Regions from separate parts of the Mus musculus genome. Here all the other regions are linked to region 2. Evidence: chromatin loops called from intact Hi-C (ENCODE). Cell type or tissue: gastrocnemius. All regions are shown on one strand.

What was found. Peaks named below come from ENCODE experiments on the same cell type or tissue, not always from the same donor. Only the 100,000 strongest peaks of a DNase experiment are listed, where the experiment ranks them.
Region 1: it touches region 2 in a loop (3-fold over the local background); 8 of 42 quality-filtered maps call a loop at or near these places.
Region 3: it touches region 2 in a loop (7-fold over the local background); 8 of 42 quality-filtered maps call a loop at or near these places.

What each region holds. Positions count from the first base shown.
Region 1 is chr10:38,961,685-38,969,684 of GRCm38, reverse strand. It overlaps Lama4 (laminin, alpha 4), which reads right to left and starts at 4,170. Exons shown (of 38, transcript NM_010681.4): 1 at 3,536-4,170. The coding sequence starts at 3,730. In gastrocnemius, CTCF peaks have their summits at 3,568 and 4,078; DNase peaks (open chromatin) are centred at 3,642 and 4,119; H3K4me3 peaks cover 4,765 bases; H3K27ac peaks cover 6,038 bases.
Region 2 is chr10:38,872,970-38,880,969 of GRCm38, reverse strand. No RefSeq gene overlaps it. Among named protein-coding and RNA genes, the nearest start is that of Rfpl4b, 55 kb to the right of the region's middle. In gastrocnemius, a CTCF peak has its summit at 4,909 (motif pointing left); a DNase peak (open chromatin) is centred at 4,904; H3K27ac peaks cover 1,382 bases.
Region 3 is chr10:39,062,864-39,070,863 of GRCm38, reverse strand. It overlaps Lama4 (laminin, alpha 4), which reads right to left. Exons shown (of 38, transcript NM_010681.4): 16 at 5,144-5,260; 17 at 2,830-3,009; 18 at 770-909. Among named protein-coding and RNA genes, the nearest start is that of Fam229b, 67 kb to the left of the region's middle. In gastrocnemius, CTCF peaks have their summits at 3,683 (motif pointing right) and 5,923 (motif pointing right); DNase peaks (open chromatin) are centred at 3,688 and 5,941.

The DNA.
Region 1 (8,000 bases), 89 kb before region 2:
TCTCTTTCCCCAAGGATACTCTGATACTGATTCCCTGGTGTCACTCTCTCTCCATTCCTTCTTTCCCTCTGGTTCCCTGTACTTCTGTGTTAGTCACGAAAACTTTAGCTGGATTCTGATCATTTCAACAAAATCCATACATGAAGATTGCCCTGCCTGTGTTTCATTATTTTTAGAAATTGCATCAGTCCTATAGTGAAGCAGAGAAAGTTCTGAGCCAACATATTACCCAAAACATACACATACTCACACATACACACACTCACACACACTCTCATAACACATACACACGTTTGCACACACACACACACACACACACACACACACACACACACACACACACACCTTAAACTTAGTTATTACTTGCTACAGTATACTTGACAAAGTGAGTAGCCTCTCTTTCTTTAAAGTCTTGTCAGGATACTGAAGGTTCCTTCTGAAACTCCTAGTCTCCCTCTTGCCTGCCCTTGCCTACTAAAAATCGCTGCTGTCACCATGTGCTCAGCAGGAGTGGACTCAGTAAATTGCTTGTCAAGAAGCAGGAGGTAGGAAAATCTTCAAGTAAGATGTAGAGTTCTCTTTGGGCGTGTCTCTTTCACATTCTTTCCATCCTATGGGAAAGTCTTTCCAAAGGTGGGCCCTTCCTTCCTGGCCTGCCAGCCTTGTCTGTCCTTTCATTGTGTTAAATTTTCATTCACATTTGCTCCCAGCTCACACTGAGCACTACTGTGGGTCAGAGACCCTGCCTCCTTAGGACAAGCATCCAGTGACAGGGGAACTGGGGGAAAAGCATTAGGGGATTTCTGCCAAGCTCCTCCCACTGACCCGTGCTTGCCTTTTTTTTTTTTTTCTTCCTTCTTTTGGAGAGTTGGTTGAAGAGTGACCATTCATATAAATCCAACTCAAATAAAGTGGAAATATTTTTAGCGTACCCTCCCACCCACATTTTGAACCCCTCCTATGAATAATGTGACCGTATTCTGGTTTATGTAAATACGGTTTCCTGACCCAACCCAGTAAAGTAGTTGTGCCATGTTATTAAGTCTCTGGAATCTATTTGATTTAAGATCTGCTTACTGGCTATAAAGAGCATGGGAAACCTGCTGGCAGGGCACTGGGATCATCCTGGGACCACAGGCAAGCTGGGCGTTATGTGAAACCACCCTTGGGAAGCGTAAATGTGGCGTTCCACCCTGGCTACTGGGATCCTCCCTGGGATGACCGGTATCTTCTCTCTCTTCCCTAAATTCCTCAACTAGTACACATGGTAAACGATGACGGTACTGCACAGTTAACCTACTATGGGACAGTCTTTCTGACTGGAAGAATACAGACAAACATAGATCCAATATTAACAAACATTAAGTAAGATAGAAGCATAAAAGTCTCTGAGAAATAGCACCAAATATGGATTAAAAAAAATAATGTAACCCATTTATGGTAATAACTCAGCATGTTCAATCACTTCTACCTATGTCAGACACTGTAATACGTTTGCCACGGCAACAACATAAAGTTTAAAATAGCTGTCAATAATTTCCCTAAGCCTTGAGCGTTTAGTTTTGTTTCTTTCATCAGCAAGTTGGGTAAAGTCAAGATGCTTGCGCTTTAAGCATGTTTAGCAAGTCTGCCCTCTAAAATGCTTTGCTAACGTTGCCCTGGACATATGCTTGTATGAGAAATTGCTCATAGTCTCAATATTAACTTTAAGGTCCTCTAACATTCAAATAATTATTATGAGTTGCAAATACAGAAAAAAAATCACTATGCATGATATGATCATCTCTTTAGATTTAACATATTCAAACACAGGATGCCTAGATAAGTTGAATTAAGATGAATATTGAAAAAAATCTAGCATACAGTTGGGACACGATAAAAAATTATTTATTGTTTATCTGCAATTCAAGTTTAATTGAATTATACTCAATATCAATTCTGTCCTTATGGCAAGCATTTCATTCAGGGACTTTCCCTGCTGGAAGCAACAGGTGTGGAGATAATGTTGCCTGGGTGTGTTCCAAGCATGCAGAGAGGCAATTCCTCTCCATTGATGGATGGAGTTTGGCTGCTCTGACCTGTCCCCAGTGACTGGGTGTGATCAGAAGCCCCTTTCAAAAAAGAGCCTTAGGTAGACCCTATGCACTGAAACGAGAGACTGGTACACTCTGGTTCTACCCACCTGCCTCCCTTTTGAGGAAGCACCACTAGGACTTTTACTTAAGGATCATCTTGCATTTTATTTTTAATCAACAATAACAGCTGTAGTTATATTACCAGAAGGTAGAATTAGGAGCAACAGTTGAGACTTCAGTGACTTTTAGCAACTTGCATCACTACTTTAGCTGTATGATTGCTATAGACATGGATATATTAGTGTGGGCATGTGTGTGTGCTGTGTGTGTATATGCTGTGTGTATATGTTATGAGTGTGTGGTGTGTGTATGTGTGTGCTGTGTAGTATATGGAGTGGTGTATATGTGTGTGGTGTGAGTGTGGTATGCGTGTGTGGTGTGTATGTATATTTGTGTGTTATATGTTTGCTGTGTGTATGTGTGTTGTATGGTATGTGGTGTGCATGTGTGTGCTGTGTGGTATGTGGAGTGGTGTGTATGTGTGTATGTTGTGTGAGTGTGGTGTGTGTGTGTGTGGTATGTATATTTGTGTGTGTTATATGTTTGCTGTGTGTATGTGTGTTGTATGGTATGTGGTGTGTGTGTTGTACATGTGTGGTGTTAGGTCAGTTGATCTTTCCTTTCCCATGAACTTAGGTGACTTCATTTTCCTCCTCCTTCGCATCCCCCACAGCCTGGACATGCTACTGTAATCCAGGCGCAGAGGCTCTTAAATCACTTACTGTGGACCCATCCTTCTCCTCCAATGTCTACAGTTCAGCCATTTCTCAACTGAAAAGTCTCTTGATATATAAAAACAGTAGCTCACTGAATAAACCTTAGACCAGTAGTATATCCTGATCAGCTTTACTTTGGGAGTGGAGCTTGACTTAATCTTGCTTCTGGATTAGAATGGTCTGCTTTTGTTTAAGGTATCTGCCCTGAAATTTTCTAACAGCTTCCTTCACAGACAACCCCCACCCCCAGCACCCCAGCCTTGCAGAAGACCTTTTGTTTAGTTTGAGACAGGATAGGTCTTTTTAGTGATATTGCTCTCATTGTTCAAACAGCAAAGAGGAGCAGGGAGACAGAGAGGGGGCACTTACAGTAAGTGCCAAGGTTTGACAAAATGGCTATTGGAACACACCAAAAGACCACCACTGCATACTGCATACATTTCTCATGTAGTCTAACAGACCCACGCAGACATGAAGGGTACTCTCACTGGAAGCCTCAACTTTCAACTGACGTCCAAGTCAAACTTTCAAAACAGAGCCCTTTATTTCAACTGAGGAGACCTAGCCCAGATGAAAGCCTAGGTTATCAAACAGATGGGGAGAGAGAAAGAGGATTGTGGCCCAGCCCATAGACACGGTAGACACAGGTGTGGAGCGGGTTGGCAAAGGCAGGGGGTACTGTACCTCAGCAGCAGGCGGCAGGCGTCCCAGTGTCACGCCTGAGTCGCTAGTCTCCGATGGGTCTTGCCTGCCGACCACTGCGCTCCCCTCGATGTCAAAAGGAAACGCATTGCCGTCCCCTGACGCTGCGTTGGAGCAGACAGCACACCAGAGGAGCCACAGGGCCAGGACTGAGCACCAAGCTGTGCTCCAACCCATCTCTCTGCAGATATTCAACAGGGCCCTTCCTGGAGTGAAGGACCTGGAGGTCTTGGTGGGTACCCCCTAAGAGATGCAGTGATGCCTGGTGTTTTGTCTTCTCTGGACCTGCGGTATTTAGATCCAGGAGCCCAAGTTGCAACTTTGTTGTATTAAAGAAGAGGGAGTGAGAGTCAGCGTGGTCTCTTCTCTCTCTCCTGCTTGTCTTTCGCTTCCATCCACCTCTCTCACTTTGTCTCCGGTCTCCCGCCGCTCCTGAGACTTGGGTTCTGGGACTTACAGATGGATGGAGCTAGCGCCCTGTGAACATCAAAAGGCAGGGGAGCAGACTGGCATGAGCGAGGCGAGCGCTCCTGGCCACCTCCTCTCCCTGGCGGCTGGGACTGAGGTCGGCGCGGCTCTGGCTTCCTTCCCACACTCATTCTCACCACTCCCTTTCCACCTTCCCCTTCCAGGCCCTCCCACTTCAAGTTGGCTTTCAGACCCCGAGGTCAGGCCTTTCCTAGACGCCGCCTCCCCCTCCCCCTCCCCCTCGCAGTTTGGAGTCTCTCCAAGGACTCGAAATGAATATTCAGCGTTCCTGATTGCTTCCCCACATCCCTTATTTACGCAGCCAAGGCGCCGGATGTCTGATCTATATTTATATAGATTTGTATGTGGCCCCCACTAGTGTACAGGAAAGTGGGTGGAAAAAGGATTCCAGGGGCGGGAGGGAACCTGAGGTAGATGACCTCAGGAGCCAGAGGCATGGTGTCCATTTCTGGATGCGTTCTCCTCTCCTTTTCTAGGGATAGCCTGTGGCTCTTCACTGGCCACTCCTCTTCCTCTGTGGAGTCCTCACCCAGAGGGCTGGAGAGAATATCTTTCACTACAGTACTAGAAAATGACTTCATTATTGAAATGCATGAACTTTTATTTACAAAGAACATCTTGTTTTCCCTAAAGAGGTGCTTTGTGAAGGACCCAGAACAAGGCATGCAGTGTATGAGCCTGTCGAATATGCGACCCACAGCTCATAGTAGCCCGACCTCTTCCTCTTGGCCTGCAATCTCATGCCTACAACATTTGTCTGAATCATGCAACCTTTCCAAGGCTTCCATAGAACTCAGGCTGCAGTTACGCTGGGCTGCCCTTGAGCTGACTAGTATCCACTGCCAGTGATAGGTGCCTTTATTTCCATGGGCTTCAGGTCAGAGCTTTAGGTATCTCTGGAGGGAAGGCCCCAAAGTGCTTAAAAATGATCAGATGAGCAAGATAGCCATATAATGACACTCAGGCCAGTTTTAAGGTATTGGGAATTATAATTACACAGTAAGGCAACTCTGTGAACATTATCATGAGCCCCATTTCACCGAATGGGCTGTTGGCTCTAAAGCTATACACATAAGCAACTGTTTATTCTCTACCATGTGCCAGCCACTTTCCACACATTTGTAAACACCACAGCATTCTCGCATAGTAGGGCTTTTATTTCCTTGCTGTGGAAGAAGAATGAGCGATTCCCCAGGGCCACCCAGCTGATAGAAAGCTGAATTGAAGCTTAAATATGAGCCTTCTTGGCCTGAAGCTCTGATTCAAGTTTGTAACACCAAAACTGATAAGATAAAGCCTGAGCTGGGACATAGAGATAGTGGGGGTGGGGGTGGGGGGTAGGTGGTCTCTTTCACTTTTGGAGTGCTTTCTATGCACCAACAGTTTGCATGAGTTATTTTATTTAATTTCATGCCGATAGCTAAGTGGTCATTGTCACATGCATTTGGCAATGGTGGAGTAGTCTGGTATTATAGTAATGATGCCAAGACACTGGACCTGTGTGCTGGGTGTGGATTATCCCAACACCCCTTCCACGTCCCCTGTTAGACCACTTAACTCCTTTCTACACCTGCCAATATGTGCAACAGACTTGAGCCGCTCATGTCCTTAATTAATCTGTTGTCAATAAAGCTCTTTTGGCAAAACAAACAATAACAAAATAAACAAAACAAGCAATAATGAAATAAATGCCTCCAGTGCTGTATTGGCTTCTATGGGTGCTGGAAATGAGTGTGTGCCTGGTCAGAGTAAGATTCTTGATTTTAAATAATAAAATGAGGTGACATGAAAGAGCTAGTGTCAGAGGAAGTAGAAAGGGTTCTCACAGATTGTTTAAAGACTAACAATAATATGACAAGGAACCGTTGAACTAAGTTGTCATATTTTCCCCCATAGAAATTGGCTAGCATGCGAATTAAGGGAAAGACATGAAGTGTGCATTTGACTTGGATGATTCTTTAAGTGATTTCTACTGAGGGAGAAGGTGGCCAGATTCTGAGGAGGAATAGCAGCGCTCAGCATCCTGTTACACTCTCTAACTTTATAACTTTAAATAATTATATTATCATTATTTATCATATGCATGCATGTGCACACACACACACACACACACACACACACACACACACACACACACACACACAGAGCCTGGCTTCAGATACTGAGTGCTTTAGCAAACCAGACTGTTCACATTTGCTTTTGAAAGAACTCAACTTACTCTTCCTTAGTTATCAGCTGTTTCTACAATTGTTCTTTAACCAGGGATGTTCTCTTTCTGCCCTGCCATTAGTATTCATGTTCTACAGTGCTTAGCACTGGGAATTGGGTGTATTTATCTGGTTCCTATAAACTTTTTTTTATATTAAGTATATGCTCTGTTTTTCCCCCTCTTATCTATTATTGTTTTTTTTGCCAAATGATAAGATATATAGATACAAATACACACACATACATATACACATATGTGCATATATACACACATATACTCACAGGTTTTTGTGTGAAACTTAACAGAGTTCATCTTGGGCCTGTTTATAAGTAGTTCTAAGAGTTTGACACAAAACTCAGTCTTTCATAAAAGTCAGTTTTACCCCCTGTAAAATGGGAATACTCATGCCCCTTTCACTGAGTTAATAGGAGTAACAAATAATGTAAATAAAACAATACGCACTGACATATATAAAGTACGTGCTTAGTAAAGACAACTTAATTATGCAATGTTTTGAAGTTGTATGAATAGAACGGCACTTCCTACAGAGGGAAAACAGCCGTGTTTATATATCCTGTGGCTTGGGAGACCTCCTGCTTGCTATGATCAGCCATTTCCCTTTCTGGCTACTCCCAGCCTCCTCTCTCCCATCCTAGCTTTTCACTGAGGATGCCACAGATCTTAGGTTGGGCAGTTAGGGAGTGAGAGAGCATAGAGGGATATTTTATAGTAAGCTAGAGGGCATTAGGGTAAAGGGTACCCCTTCTTTACCACAGGGGCACTCAGACCTTTAAAAGTCTTAATGTTGATGGCTTTCTTTCTATTAGAAGTAAAATTGGGGAACATTTTCAGTGTGTGGCTACTTTCCCCTTTTCCCTTTCCTATGATTGTTGAGGAGGGCTCACCAAGTATCTTCAGGATCCTATCCATGTTTTCTGAGGAGGAGGCTCCTACCTTCCCCAAGATCAACAAGGACATTTGAAATGGCTTGGAGGCTAAATGGCTTGTCTAAGGACACCAAATCAGTTAGCATTAAGTGAGAGCCTGTTTCTTTCCACTTCCAGATGAACAGACTTTCCATGTCTAGTAAAGCTAATTTTAGTTTTGGCAACAGTAGACCTGGGGGGCTTTAAGGCTTTATCAAAGGAAAGTTCTGGAATTCCCTTATAAGAACCTGTGGAGTTATCAGCAGATAAAGATCAAGGCTGCCTGCCTCTGCAGCAGCGCTGTGCTGTTGGGCCTGTCCTCAGCATCCAGGGATCTCACCAGCCTGTTGTTAACACGTCCTGCCTGCCCTTCTGCAAATAGAAAGTTGTGTCAGCTGCTATTTTGGGTTTGTAGGTGCTAATCTTGGCATAACTAGATGGAGGATTGTTGTGGGGACTGTGTACTAGTGACAATAACTTCACAGTGGTATTGGCCAGGGAAAGGAGTGTAAGCTGGGTTGCCTCCCCCTGATCTCCCCAAGTCTCTCTCTCTCTGCCTCTCTCTCTCTCTCCTCCCTCTCTCCTGACCCCCAAGAATCCTCCTATTTCCTAATCATGGTTAACTGTGATGAAAGTTCAGACTGTATGAGGCAGACCAACAGCAAGAAAGCTAGGAGATGGAGGAGATTGAGGAGGGAGATGGAGGAGGGAGGTCTTTAAGGGTTGGTTCTCCTCTTATTAGGTTGTCCAGGCTGTAGATGGTAAGTCATATTGAATACAATTCCTTTTCTATCCTGGCTTTTTTTTGGATTCAAGCATACAT
Region 2 (8,000 bases):
ACCAGTACAGGATGTAAAAAGGGAAGATGCTGTTATCCTGTTATCTGAGCTAAGACACACAACTCACGAATGTGCTGCGTCTCTTGACTTAATGGACTACATGCAGCTGGCTCATTCCTGTTTTCCTAATCATTTTAAAATTCCAGGCCAGAGTCCAGGAAAGGACCTGTCTGCAAAAGCTGACTCAAAGACCCTGAAACCAGGTGTTCTAGATAAGGCCCAGTCACCAATGTTAACTTCCTTGTTTAACCCCTCGTGTCAAAATATGATTGGTCAATGCAGCATCTCACCCCATCCCGCTTGCTTTGTGTTCCCATCCTATAAAAATGTTGTACAGTCTCCTTTTGGGGAGGTGGTTCAGATCCTGAACTGGCTGCCTTCCTGTGTGCTCAGAAAATAACACTTCTATTTTTAAGCTTCCGAGTGAGTAAGTTTCCTCGACTTCTACCCTGAACTCAACATTGTCAAGAGGAAGAGTGTAGACATAAAAAATGAGGAAATGCACCACGGAGCCACAGCAATATACTCAGTAATGGCTTTCTACCAGTGATGATGGGAAATTTCTCTGGGGTACTTTCTACAATTTTTACATATGGGGAATGGCATGTTAATTGCACATCAAGAAGTCAGAGGTTAAGAATACATGTCCAGGGGCTAAAGTTAACTCCATCATTTTCTTTTCCCCACCTTTCCTCCTCTTCCTCCTCCTCCTCTTCCTCCTCCTCTTCCTCTTCCTCCTCCTCTTCCTCCTTCTCCCCCTCCTCTTCCTCCTCCTTCTCCTTCCCCACTTCCTCCTTCTTTTTTTAATATCTGGATTTGAAACTGGATTGATAACTCAGCTGAAGCAAGCCAGCATCCATTCAAAATGAATAGATCAAGAAAGGAAATCAGACCTCTCATCTGGAAAGTAATGGAGACCTTGCACCGAGGCAACATAGCTCATTGTAAAAACAGGGAGGGGTAAGATGGTAACATTTGGCTGTGTTACCACATCTCTCTCTTTTCCCTTTAGACAAAATGGACAGGACTTGGCTCTGGCTCACTTATCAGGTAGGGAAGTTCAACCTCTCAGCAGCACTGAGCAGGTGTTCAGTAAACATCGGCTTGTTTGAATTAGGGATGTTTGAATTTCCTCTAGAGCATCTTTGACCACATAGAGTTTAAAGACCTCATGATCTCAGCCCTCTACCAGCTCTTTTTTTAATTTATTTATTAATATATCTAAGTACACTGTAGTTGTCTTCAGATGCACCAGAAGAGGGCATCAGATCTCATTAAAGATGACTGTGAGCCACCATGTGGTTGCTGGGATTTGAACTCAGGACCTTCGGAAGAGCAGTCAGTACTCTTAACCGCTGAGCCATCTCTCCAGCCCCTCTACCAGCGCTTTGAGAAAAGTCAAAGGCAAAACTTCTCATGCTCAGTAAAACACAGGGTGGCATGAACATGCAGTACTTAGGGATTTAAGTAAGTACTCGGCATCCTGCCTTTGACACGGATCTGCAGATGACCTCACTCAGTTCCATGGATATGACCCAAATACCTCAGTTAATTATGGAATGTTCTTTTTCCCTTAGCTTTTATAGACCCGCCCTAACTTAGAAATAAATGCTTAGTTAAGACAATCTCCAGCTTGGCCCTTCTGAAGGCACAGAAAACTGACTTAAATGTAGGCGCCCAGGGGGTTCCTGATGAAGCCATGTCTCTAAAGTGAAATCCTGCTTTCATATACATGAGGTTGGACTGCAGGGTCACATGAGTTCTGATGTGGACTTTCCCATGGATGGCATCATTTCCGTACCCAGAAAGTTCCAGATTCTGAAGAATTTCAGGTTTCGATGCGGAGATTAGGGCAGCTCAGCTTATATTTGGTATTCCACTCAACATGTTAACTTTATAAACCTTTTGATTTGTGTCAAATCGTATCTCCTTCCAGAAATCTTTGACAAGGACAGGGTTGCGTCCCACTTTTCTGTTCCACGTGTTGGCATTTATTGGTCTCCATGTTGCTTCTCACTCTGAATAGTCACATCCTAGTTTCTGCACCCCATCTGATCTCAACTTCTCACTCTTACCAGACAATGTCCAAGGACAACTGGGTGAGGCCCTGCTGTCTGAAGCAGGCCACAGGCTCTGCAGCAGGCCATCATCAGGTGTGTGTGTGTGTGTATGCACGTGTATGTATGTATGTATGTGTATATATGTGCATGTATGTGTGTAAGCTTTACAAGAGCTCTTTTAATTCACTAGCTATGCACCTCTAGGATCATGACTATCAGAGGGAGGCATGAAGGTGACTTTATTTGTCTTAATCACCTCCAATCCTGCCACAGCCTCATCTGGTTTCATAGTAGATAGATGGATTTAAAAACTGTAAGCAAACCAGTTTGTGCATAAAAGCCAGCCTTAAAGAAGAGACAGCCCCGTGTCTAGTGAATTTCAACGCTTCCAGTGCTCTGCTTAAAATGTAATGCATGTATGTGTATACACCATCTTGGGAAGCCAGTAAGATGTAGATGCTGGTTCTAAGGCCCAGAAGGGCCTTGAGATTCTAAATACCTAACAAGGGCCCAGGTGGTGTCAATCTAAGCAAGTAGTAAGAAAAGCTCATGTGATCTTTAAAATTTCTAAGAGCTAAACATTTAAAAGCAGGCTTATTATTGAAGGCATAGATGAGCACATTGACTCAGGAATTTGTTCCAGGCCGCACCTCTCATTAAAACCTGCTAGGCTTAAGACCGCTTTTCAATCACTATGCTGTTGGAGAGGAGAAAACAGACAAGAAGGAGATTTCATTCAGAAAGTAAAAGGGGCCAGCTCTGTGATGGGCTGGCTTGAAACTAGCTGTTAGGATGGTCCTGGAGTGGCTGGACTGAAGAACTTGGCAGGAGTTTGGAGAGTTTGGGGTTGTGGGGCTGTGGAGATGTTCATTCCAGGAGCTGGCCTGAAGCAAATGTGAGATTCAGAGGTGACCCAAACCCCAAAATCTCATCCTAGGATTGGTAGGATTTGGGAGAGCTCTCTCCCTGCTCTTAGCCTGTGTGCTCGCTCCAGCACACGACCTCGACCTCTACTTCTACCTCTACCATCTTCACCTCTGAAGTAGTCAGTGGCCAGATTACAAATTCAACTTCCTCTCTCCCTTCAACTTCCTCTCTTCGGATAAGAACCTGCCCTCCAGGTTCTTGGAATTCTTCTTTATGTAGATGAAGCATTCCTAGGCCTCCACCCTAGTCAATAATGTATATCCACCTTGGGATTCCCTACCCACTCCCCAAATCTATAACCACCCTTCATCACCCTGAATAAAATTGAGTTGCCTCACTGAAGCAGACCTTAGAAGTCAGTCAACACTTCCGTATTCCCAGCTGTCCTGAACCGGTCCCTTGCCTCTGCCCACTTTGTCCTCAATAACCGGAGGCCACCAGCCCATGGGGCTGGTGGGAAGGATCACTTGGGTCTCTTAAAGGAGCAAAAATGAGCCCCCTGAGCTGGGGGCAGGGGTTGCATTTGCCAAAGCACTAACTAAAGAGCTCTGCAAACCGCATACTCGAATCACCTGGGGATCTTCAAGAATATTGAGGTTCTGGTTAGACCACAGGCCAGAGAAGTTGAACTCTGAGTCTAGGATGCAAACAGCAGTTTTCTTGTTGCTACTCAGGCAATTCCAAACACTGATTACCTGGAGAAACTAGGTCTGCAAGTTCTTTGCTTCCAGTGCTTCCAGGGCAACATGGTTTATTATTAAGAAGAACACAAGGAGCGTTAAGGAGGACATAGTTCAGAATTTGGCAAGCTTTTCCCATACAGAACTAGAGAGTAAATATAGTGTTTTAGGTTTCATAAGACTTGAAGCAAAATTGAGCTTACCAGGTAAATGCTTGTATAGCAGAAAGCAAACAAATTCCACAACTTTTGATGAAAGATCAAACAGTGGTCAGTGAGCAGTTTCATATATAACTTTCATGTCATGAAAACTACATCTATTTTGACTTTTAAAGACCATTTTAAAATATACAGCCTATTCTTACCTTGTAGTTCATACAAAATTAGGCAGTAGGCTAGATTTGGGCTTTGTGGGCTAAAGCTTTTTGGCGTTTGATATAGATAACCATATTACCTCCAATCCAAAGACAAGGCAAGAAATGGACATCTAAGTAAAAAAGTCAACTACCTTACCTAACTTTGAAAAATCACAGTTTTCTCCAAGGACAGTCCGCAGATGTAAATACATGTCAAGACAAGTCTTGTTGGCACCTATATTTTTCACAATTATTTAAAAGTAGCTGACTGAGAATGTCACGCGAAATAGAGACATTCTGACTTAAAATGATGCAAGATGATCTACGGATGTCTTTTAAAAATGCAAAGGAGATTTTGATCAGACATTCAAACATGGTGTTTAACAGATGTGCATTTCCTGAGGCCTTGGGTTGTTAAAGATTCCTTGCTACAGAGTCACCCTTCCTGTGTTTGTAAATTGCACATTTCCACCTAGGGATTATGCGGCAAAAAAACCAAACCAACCCCGCCAAAAGCCAGTTTTATAGAGTGGCTGTTTGTGTTATCAGCAAGATAGTCTGAAGTACTGTAGAGAGGCTGTGAAAGTCACTCTTCCACCCTCAGGTATTCTATGTCTACATTATCCCGAAATATGACATTGAGACTGTCATATAAAATTTCTCATTAAGCAGAAAGCATGGTGAGAAAAACTTTAAAGAAAGCCTTAAGACCTGAAAGTCTAAATATTGCTTTTGTAACTCAGTTATAAAAAAGAAAGGTCAATTGTGCTATTTCTGGGCATGAACATTTTCGATTGGAATCAGAAGTTTCCAGGCAATCAAAGTCTTTTCCCTTTGGAGTTTGTCTGCCTTGAGAATTTGCCAGGCGTTGAAGTGGGCCCTCTGCTGGCAGTTCTATTCATTGCACCTAGATTTGATTTATATTGTTTTCTGACACGTTCTTTGAACCTGCCCATATTTTTAATGTTTTCTGTTATGACTGTACATTTCACATAACAAAGAAAACATAAATTCTACGTTGCCAGCTGTAATGGTTAATAATCCTCCACTCCTGCCCTTTTGAATTGTACTAGAGTGTTGGAACATCTGGCAGTTTCCAATTTCTATGTCAGAGTGGGGTTTTGACCTCTATTTCACTTTCAAATGGGTCTCCTCAGCAGAGTAACTCTGCTTTCTGGATTAATTTTGCCATTCTCACCTTTGACCGTAAATGTGAGTTTTTAACACATGATGCTTGAGAAGGGAATGGTGCAGTTTTCAGAGGAAGCTAGGGCTCTCTTGCTCTTTAACTACTTTTGTTAGCCTTTCCAATCCGGTGACTGCAAATACTCCTCAAATCTTATTCCTCACACATCGAAATTTTTAATTTACATTTGTTACAATGGAGGGCTCATCTGCTCTAACAATCCCAGTCACAAGGTTTAAAAGTAATGACTTTTTTTTTTTTTTTTTTTTTTTTTGTAAGCTGGTTCAGCTCTGGGACCTTGAGGAGGGGCAGGGAACTGTGTTTATTAGGCCTTGTACATGAGCAATTATAAGTGTAAATACGTGAAAACATATGTATCTCATCTAGCTTCCACTCTGCTGTCCACAGCTGCACAGCAGTTTTCATTCCTAAGTTATATTTTTGCCTAGCTCCCCTTTCTAGAGTCAGCAGAGCATCCCCTCCTGGGGCTCTCACCCTTGGAGAGAGCCTTTGAAGCATCTCTGATTCTGAATTTAGTCCTTTTACTTTCTGTCTTTTCAATCCTCATGACCACTGTATAGATTGATAGCTCCTCGTCTCTGGAAGAATGCACCAGCATTTTAAACCCTGTTATAATAATAACTGTTCAACTCTGTTATAGCCCTAGTATGTGCTTAGTGTGTTCTCATCATTTCAGTCTTCCTAAAGATGATTTTTAAAATCACATTCCTGTTCTTGTAATGCTTCTCCCAGGGCTCACAAATTCAGGGAGCACCTTCGAACTCTGCCTTGAACCCTCCAACCCAATGGCCAAATCTTAACAAGGCTTATTCCCACCAGTCCAGCCTACTCTTTGCCCTCTCTTCTTTCCATATCTAGTTTACAGCTCTATTGCAGGGCTTTTTAAATATGCTCCTTGTCTGATATGTGTGCTTTCTCTCTCTTTATACAAAGTTAACTCCAATTTAATCACTAGTGTCTACATAATTTATTTAACAATCTAGTCAACATTGAGAGTTACATGTCCAGCATTCATCATTAATAGTATCAAGCATTGTATTTTGTTGTTTTTAATTTGCACTGACTTGATTTGTATTTAATTGGTATGCATTCTCTTGAGTACCCTTGATTGCTCCTTCACTACCTTTTGCCTCACTCACAAGACTATATGTTTCTGATGATAAAACCATAGCATATTCCATACTATGGTGCACCATAGATAACTCATGTCTCTCTTCTGTAAAATGGAGATAATGGTGTCTTTCTATGTCATTTGACACAGGGCTAAGAGGAAATAATGTGAAGAACTTCTTTAAAGCTTTCAAACTAGTTCATTACCATTATTATGGCAATGACATAGAATGTTTTTCCCACCCTGAACACATGGGTCTGGAATTCCTTTATGAAGACTAAGTGGATCATGGAAGGGGACAGCTATCATTTCCACCACCTCTTATCTCCAGTCACATCAGACCAGCCAAAGCTCAAGGCAGAGATCAGAACTCCAGTTCAATTTGCATATCCAGACATTGGCTGCATTCCTTTTATTTCATATAAAGACCCTTAAGGTTAGTCTTTACCTCTTGTATATCCTCTTGCAACTTGGAGTAAAAGATGAATATTGCTTGTCAATTGTGAACAAAGGTATCCTAATAGTTTAATAGAATGCTGTGTCCTTATTTATTTTATTTTTTTTTAGAACTCTCTGTTGCACAGAAGTGGACGCTCACAGTGAGCTATTGAATGTATCACAGGGCCCCCAATGGAGGAGCTAGAGAAAGTACCCAAGGAGCTAAAGGGATCTGCAACTCTATAGGTGTAACAACATTATGAACTAACCAGTACCCCGGAGCTCTTGACTCTAGCTGCATATGTATCAAAAGATGGCCTAGTCGGCCATCAACAGAAAGAGAGGCCCATTGGGCTTGCAAACTTCATATGCCCCAGTACAGGGGAATGCCAGGGCCAAAAAGTGAGAGTGGGTGGGTAGGGGAGTTGGGGGGGGGTATGGGGGACTTTTGGGATAGCATTGGAAATGTAAATGAGGAAAATACCTAATAAAAATATTTAAAAAAAAAGAACTCTGTTGCATTAAATGCCAGTCAAAGATTTGTGATATAAAGTTTCAAGAACAGGGGAAGCTTTCATGAATGGATCACAAAGGAGAGATGTGAATTTATTTTATTTTTTGAAGGTTGGGAAAATATAAGCTAAGTATTTGGCAACTATTTTGCTATCCCTAATATTAAAAACATTGACTGATATTGAAAAGAATACCAAGTCAAAATTTGAGTAAGCCCCAGAAGGCCCCCAAACAACATTTGACAAAATCCAACACCCATACATGATAAAAAGTCTTGGAAAGTCAGGAATTCGAGGCCCACACCTAAACATAATAAAAACAATATACAGTAAACCAATAGCCAACATCAAATAAATGGAGAGAAACTTGAAGCAATTCCACTAAAATCAGGGACTAGACAAGGCTGCTCGCTTTCTCCCTACCTATTCAATATAGTACTTGAAGTCCTAGCCAGAGCAATTAGACAACAAAAGGAGATCAAGGGAATAAAATTGGAAAGGAAGAACTTAAAATATCACTATTTGTAGATGATATGATAGTACATATAAGTGACCCTAAAAATTCCACCAGAGAACTCCTAAACCTGATAATCAGCTTCAGTGCAGTAGCTGGATATAAAATTAACTCAAACAAATCAGTGGCCTTTCTATAAACAAAGGATAAACAGGCTGAGAAAGAAATTAGGGAAACAACACCTTTCACAATAGTC
Region 3 (8,000 bases), 190 kb before region 2:
AATAACAACAAATTAAAAGAGAGGCCCAAGCACGAGTCCTCTTCTGGCACATGGGGATGTTAACTGGGTAAGGATCTGCTCTGACAATGCTGACTCCAGGTGTCTCATTGCCCAGTGACCTCTGTAACAGAACCTAAGATGCTCACCTTTGCTTAGTTTCTTCCACTTGTGATTCATTGGTTAAGTTTGCAGAGCAATCAATAAAACTTTCACATACTATGTGTTGTACCAGAGAAGTTTTGCAGGTGGACAGATGGGCAAGACTATTCCGTATGTTAACTGTAGTAACACAGCCATTAAAAATGAGCAATTCTAACATTGAGTCTTTTGATTGATGCTTAAATGGATTTCTGTTTATGAGCTTTTCTGACTAGAACTTTGTGGTTAATTCTGGCTGCACATCAGGATAACTATGTGACTTAAAAGGTGATGAATGCTGAACCTTCCTTGGTTTACTTTTTAAAAGAAGATTTCTTTATTTGTATGTTTCCTGAGATATAATCTTGCCATGAAGCCCAGTGGCTGGGAACTTGCTGTGTAGATGAAGCTGGCCTGCAACTTGCTGTGGTCTCTTCTTCCCTTTGCCTCCTTGTGCTTGGACTATAGTCATATGCCACCAGGCCCTACAGGTTTACTGTCCAAAGCATCTCACGTGGTTCTAGTAACTAACATAATAGGAAGGTGCCAGGCCTCAGGAGCTGCTGAGGGGCTAGAGCTCAGCATCATTTCCCATCATCCCCAGGAGCTGATGATACGTCTCACCACATACCTTGCTTGCGACACTCCTGGTTTGAGCAATGAGCTCTCGGATCCTCTGGATGCTGGCAGAAATGTTGCTTGCAGGCCGCTTCTGCTCCACAGTACGAAGCTGATCCAGAAGCTGGGGGACAACCTCGGTGAGGTTTCTCACTGCAATAAGGAAAGTGGGTCACTTGAATATTTAATTCTATTTTAAAAACCAAGTGAGGTCCGGCAAACATGTTACCGCTGGTAGATCTATGGACATCATTTTTAACCTTACAAAATGAATAGCAGAGCTCAAGGCATAATCCATTCTGTTCTTTTCTGTGACATTTAGAGCACATATTGATTCATAAGTGGAATGTGGTGTGTGCTGACTTGCAGTGAACATTCTAAAGGGCAGGCTCCATGACCAACATACAGATGTTCTTTTAATCTTATAGCTTAGGCTCCACATGTTTATAATACAGACTGATACAACAGGTGAAAAGGATTTTACTGATATATATGGCTGCGGCTGCTGTTACAGCAGAGATGGAGTTAACAGAGGAAACCAGGAGCTTGAAGTCAAAGCTGTCTTTGCCATAGAGAGAGGGCAGCTTTGCCATAGAGATAGGGCAGCTTTGCCGCCTCTGATGAGGACCCAGGCAAGGGGACATGGCAAGCAAGACTCTTCTGCTGATGGAAAGATATACAACACAGACTTCTCACCCTCTTCACATAGACTCTAAAGTCTCTTATATTATGGTGTGTTGTTTAATTTACTTTGTTTTAAATCACCAAATACTGTTTGAGAAAAAACACAGTAGCTTGAGACAATTTCATTCGGTGCTAGCTTGGTGCTTATTACAACATGGTGGTTTGAATAGGAATGGCCCTCATAGACTCATCTGTTTAGTTCTTGGCAGAGAGGAAGTGGTGCTATTAGGAGGTGTGGACTTGTTGGAGGAAGTGTGCCACTGTGGAGGTGGGCTTTGAGGTGGCCTATGCTCAAGTTTTACCCAGTGTGAGCCTTAGCTCCTTTTCCATCACCAAGTCTACTTGTGTGCTGCCATACTTTCTTCCATGATGATAATGGACTAAACCTCTGAACCTGTAAGCTAGCAGCAATTAAATGTTTTCCTTTATAAGAGTTACCTTGGTCATGGTGTCTCTTCACAGCAATAGAAACCCTAACTAAGACAGAGAACTCAATAGTACAAATGAAAGAAGATGAAAATAATTGTAAAACAGAGAAAAAAATGCAAACACTGAATAACACATAGACCAGTCCCCCACCCCAGAAACACCAGCTATGGATTCATGACTATTGTGAATTGAGAGGTGTTCTGTAAAGCTACCCTGGAGAATAGTTTGTAGAGAATAACTAGCAATGCCAATCACAATTTGTCATGACAGTGGTAGACACTGATATCCAAGAGATTATGAAGATTCTGAGTAAAAATGTGAGCATGGAAAAAAGAAATTCTCTGTTATTATGTGATTTTAAACTACATATACCAAACTACATTAGGTAGACATTAATAGATATCATTTTCATTGCTAAAAAATTGTATATGTGAATTGGCCAAGACACATAGTTGATATTTGTTGGTAATAATCTGATTCACTCAGGCAAACAGAAAGCGAATGTGAGTTAGTGAGAAGATCAATACCATTTACTAGATATTTTTTCTTCTAAAGTAAGACAGTATTTTGCTGAAGTTATTTAACATTTGATTAAACTTATGTGCTAAAAGATCAGCCTTACATTGGTAAGGATATTTGCTACCATTATAAATGCTGCCATATAATAATAATAAAACCCACTTCATCAATTTAACTACGGTATTACTTCTACCAATGCACCTATCTGTTAATTTATGTATATATCATGTAGGTACATACATAAGTGTCTAGAATCCAGATAAATTTATACTCTAGGTAAATACAGATGAGCAGAGTAAAATACTTCTCTTTTTCTAAAGTAATTTCTACAGCTTTCTAACCTGAAAGGCAAATAGCACACCCTGTATCTTATCAAAAACTGTGCAGAGTTTAATGACCAATTCTTCAGGCAGGCAAGATGGTAAAGCTTTCGAGAGGTACCTGCGTCCCGAGCAGAGTCCACTGCAGTGTTATATGCAGATGAGTCAAAGGTCTGCAGGTTCTGGGACCAGTTGCTGAGGTTGTTAGCCATTGGTGTGGTAACCTGTTGGACAGCCGCTGTCGTCTTGTTAGCTTCCTCAATGAAGAGCTTGGACTGGCCCAGGCGCTGGTGGGCGTCCCCTGCACACAGAGTAGAGGGATGTTCCCTTTACTGGAGAGCATGGATGGATCTCATTGCAAACACTGGGGTCAAATGGACCTCAAATTTTGGGCTGTGAAAGGAGACTAAGACGTTTAAATATATGATGACTGTGTTATAAGTTATATGAACTGGAATATGATAAACAGCATTGATATGAGTTGGTAAGACCCTACAGTCCTGATAATACAAAAATGATTACCTAAAATGTTTTAAAATTAAGAAGTAAATTGCAAAACCAAACCAATAACAACAGTCAGCAGCAACAAACAAGAAACCTTAGTATTTATTTAGGTTAGTAATCTGGTTTGAAAGTGACAGAAAATGCATACAAAGTTTCAGCTTCTGTGTTGTTCACGTCTGAACTTCACCATAAAAGCCTCTTCCTTCTATGGAAAAGTAATTTCTTGTGGAAGAAGTTTTGCCATAAAAAATGATGCTACATTTAGAACAGAAGTAAATTACTAAGAAAAGGTTTTTCTTTTCAAAAGAAAAACATGGTTCAGAAAAGCTTTAATGTTAAGATCCAAGTTTCACTAACAAATTATTACATATTTGGATGGGGTTTCCCAGAACCCACATGAGGTCAGAAGTGGTAGTGCACATTTGCAAGCCAGTGGCATAGCAAATTGGCAAGCCTACAGAAGTATCCCTAGAAGCTTGTGAACCAGCAGGGGGCAGCAGAGATTACCACAAGTCTGAGGCCAGTATAGCTAGGGGACATAGGAAGTTCTAGGCCAGCCATGGCTACATGACCAGGCCCCTACCTCACAGAAACAATAAAACAGCCAAGTGTAGTGAGGCATAGCTGTAATCTCAGTCTTGAGGTACAGGCAGGGGGATCAAGGCAAGTTCAAGGCCAACCTGGTGACCTTAACATGGTGAGTTCCGGGAACTTGAGACCTTGTTTTGAACTGTGCAGACCAGTACCTGAGGTTGTTCCTTGACTTTCAAAGTGTACAGTGGAGCCATGATCTATGATATATGCGCTCTCTCTCTCTCTCTCTCTCTCTCTCTCTCTCTCTCTCTCACACACACACAGAGGCATACATTGTATACACAGATAAAGCTTACTGCACATTTAAAATAAAGATAATGTAAATTTACAACTATAAATTTTTTCTAGATGATGGGATTATAGGTGATTTTTTTCTTCTTTTATTCCACTCTCTAATGTGGGTTTTCACATTTTTTTCTATAAGGGTAATTCACTACTTTTGTAATAAAAATACTTAGTTGATATTTCTAACTTCAAGTTTTTAAAGTGAAGAAACATTTTGTTTAATCCTCTGTGCTCCGGATCTGGCTGGACATTGGTTTGAATCCTGGATTTCCCTCCTATCAGCTGCACCCGTTGGAGAAAGGTTCTCAGCCTCAGCAAACCTCAGGATTCTCTTCATCTGGAAGGCAAACTGTGACTCTGGTCTCCACAACACAGACCCAGCAAACCCCAGTCATCTCTAGCTCCGATTAGGCTTTTCAGCACATGCACACTCTCCTGGTCAGGGCTCCTGGCCTCCGAGGCCAGCTCATGTCAGCACAACACAACACCCATATCCAGCAGCCAGCGGCACCCAGGAAGGCACATCTGCGTCCAGTCACAGCCTTTCAAGACACCTTGACTCAGGTCCCAAAACAGGCAAGAGAAACACTCTTGTTTCTCTACTTGGCACACTGATCTCCTTGCTTATTTGATAAGAACAACTTGACATCTAACAGAAGGATGCTGTTTACAGTGGGGGGCCAGAGTAATCTAATGACCAAATTAGGGCATACTGCAAGCAAGGAATAACATTCAGAAGAGAGGCAACCAAGCAGTATGAACAGCACGATCCTACTCAAACACATGCAGGCATATGCACGCGGCACAGAGCAAAGATGGAAAGAAAATTCTTCATTTAATGCTCATCTCTGGGTGATATGGTTGTAGCTTTATTTCTGAGGGTAGTTCTTGGATAGTAATGAACTTTTTTCTTTTTTGGTCAGGAGAGAACAAACACCCTAAGATGAGTAGGGAGCTGATGACAAAGGAGTCACCTAATCTCCCCCCCCCCCCACAAGGCTGTTTTACACCAGTGGACAAACACACAGGATCTTGAAGCTCTGGATCCTTACCTCTCTCTGCTGCCTGTAGTTGCTTAACAGCATCATTCAGTCTGTCTCTGAGGGCGCCCTTCCTCCACAGGGCTCCACCCACACGCCTGCTGGTGTCAGCCACTGCTTCATCATTGCCTGCAGAGAAGAAGCAGAGGAAAGTACCAGGTGGTCCATGATGCCTGAAGGAAGCTTCCACCTCGGCAGTGTGACCTCTGACTTGTATAGTGGATATGGAATACTCTAGCACTGTAGAAACAGATGGTCTGTTCTGGTAAAAGGAGTTCAGAATAAGAGGTTCAGGATAGCTGAAAACTACTGACACTGGTTGGGAGTGACTTAGGATGTCACGATGCTAATTTTTTTGAGAAACAGAGCAAAGCTGTGACTAATATTATCTAGGAGCACAAATGATAAATTAAAAAAAATTCTATTTACATGATGATACATGGTTATAAGAGAATCTGACTATGTCCCTGCAGTTCTCTCAATAAAATTTTTATATGTCATGTACCTAAGACATGGCACAGATTATATATGCACAGCTTGGTGAATTTTTACACAGTGAACACAAAATACAGCCACATGGACACCATCAAGACAGAATGGTATGAGCACTCGCCAGGCTCCTGTGGACTCTGCATGGTTAGCCAGAGATCACCACTGTTTGGAGTTCAGTCTCTGTCTGCCATTATCTAGCTTTGAGGATTTATTTTATTTTTATTTATGTGTATATGTTTGTGTCTCTGTGGGGTATGTGTACGGTACTGCATATGCTCACAGAGGCCAGCAGAGGGCATCGGCTCCCCTGGAGCTCCTTAGAGATTGTGAGCCACCAGAGGGCGACAAGCTGGCATTCTCTGCAAGAGCAGTTTGTCCTCTCACCTGATGACCCATCTTTCCAGCTTCTTCACTTTGGAAAGATTTATTTTATTTTTAACTACATGTGTGTGTGTGTGTGTGTGTGTGTGTGTGTGTGTGTGTGTGTGCTGGAGGGTATGTGCGTGTGAGTGAAAATATTGTGTGGTTTTAAATTTGGTGTGTCCCCCCAATGACATGACAAAGTACTATGATTTTTTATATATTTGTTTTGATATCTATAAAGTCATAAGTCTTGATATCTTTTTTTCATTTTCATTAGCATCTTCCAATTGCAAAAAAAACCAATGGATTTCATTGTGACATTGCATACATGTATGTAACATCCCTTGATCATCTTCAATCCCATATTATCATGTCCTGACCTCCTCACTGTTCCCTTCCTCTACCCCCAGTCCTTCTTCCTTTCATGTGTCGTCTCTAGCATTTTGCTTGTCTTTGATTAATTATCATATATATTATTATAAATATCATCATTCATTAATGTATCATACTTATAGCTGTACAAACGCAACCACTCAGTCTATTTAGTGTTACTCACATGTGTTATCATTTAGACACTTTGCTCTTACTTTTCAAGACTGGCTACTGGAATTTTCTCTCTCTTCTTGAGGAAATTCCAGAATTAGGTCTATCTATATATCCACAGTATTACAGTGTTTCAACTAGCATTGTATTGCACCTATAGATACATGGTGTAGAATTGTCTATTTTAGAGTTGAGTCCTTCATTAAATATGGTGTCTATTGATCTTTTAAACTTTTACTTAAATATTTTATCTGTATTTTAAACATATTTATTGCACAAAATACTGGGTTCTACTATTGAGCATCTTTATTGTCTTTTAGTAGTATGCTCTAGTTTTATATGTACCATTCTTATTGAATTCTATTAATTTTTCACCTAGGTATTTGATGCTACTGAAAACTGTTATTTTTAAATGCTAATTTCCAGCTTTTTTTTAAAAAAAAAACTAAGCTAGGTATTTATGTATAGAATTAGTAATGCGTATAACCTGTCTTTGTTTGCAGTCTCATTGGAAAAGCCTTTTAATATTTTATCATGAATGTGTTTGCTGAATATTACTTGATTATTCTTTATTAGATTATGGAAATTTTCTCCTGTTCTCTGTTTACTAAGAGTTTAAAAAATATTGGATTTGTGTTGTTTTATTAATGAAGTGAAGTGGGTAGGAATGTTGTGATCTGGGAGGAGTTGGAGAAGGGGAAGACTATTATATACACACACACACATATATATATATACATATATATATACATATATATATATACATACATATATATGATATATATCCTATAGATACATGTTGTAGAATTGTCCATTTTACATTTTACATATAGAGAAAGTATATAAAAAAGATTTCCCGTGAATAGCGACATGAGCATATGAATTTTCTCCTACAGCTTGTAAATATGGTGGGCTGCGATACTTTAAATATTAAATTACCTTTGAAATCCTGTTATAAATTTATGTTTTTCACCATATGCTACCACTTCTATACATGGTGTATTTGATTTGCTAAAATTTATTTATTTATTTATTTTTGAGCTGGGATCATATTCTCTAGTCTAAGCTGGTCTTGGCTTTGTAGTCAACCTCCTGCCTCAGTAGCCTCCTGAATGCTGAGATTACAGGCATGAACCACCATACCTGGCTGATTAGGATTTTTGTGTCTGTAAGAGAATCTGGCTTGCATTTCCCCCTTTTCTATGCCCTACTGAGGTTTTGATATTTACATTTTGTTGGCTTTTATAGGAAAATCTGGAGCATATTTCTTTTACTATTTCATATTTCTCTAAGTGTTTGTATAAAAGTGATGACCTTTCTTCTATAAAATTTTGAAAGAATTCCTGGGAGCCTGGAGGCATCTTCCTGGGAGAGCTAAATGCCCAAGTTAACTGACCTGGGTCAGCTACTTTCTGTGTATCATTTGTGAAAGGATCTGGGTTTTGTTTGTTTTGTTTTTGTTTTTGTTTTT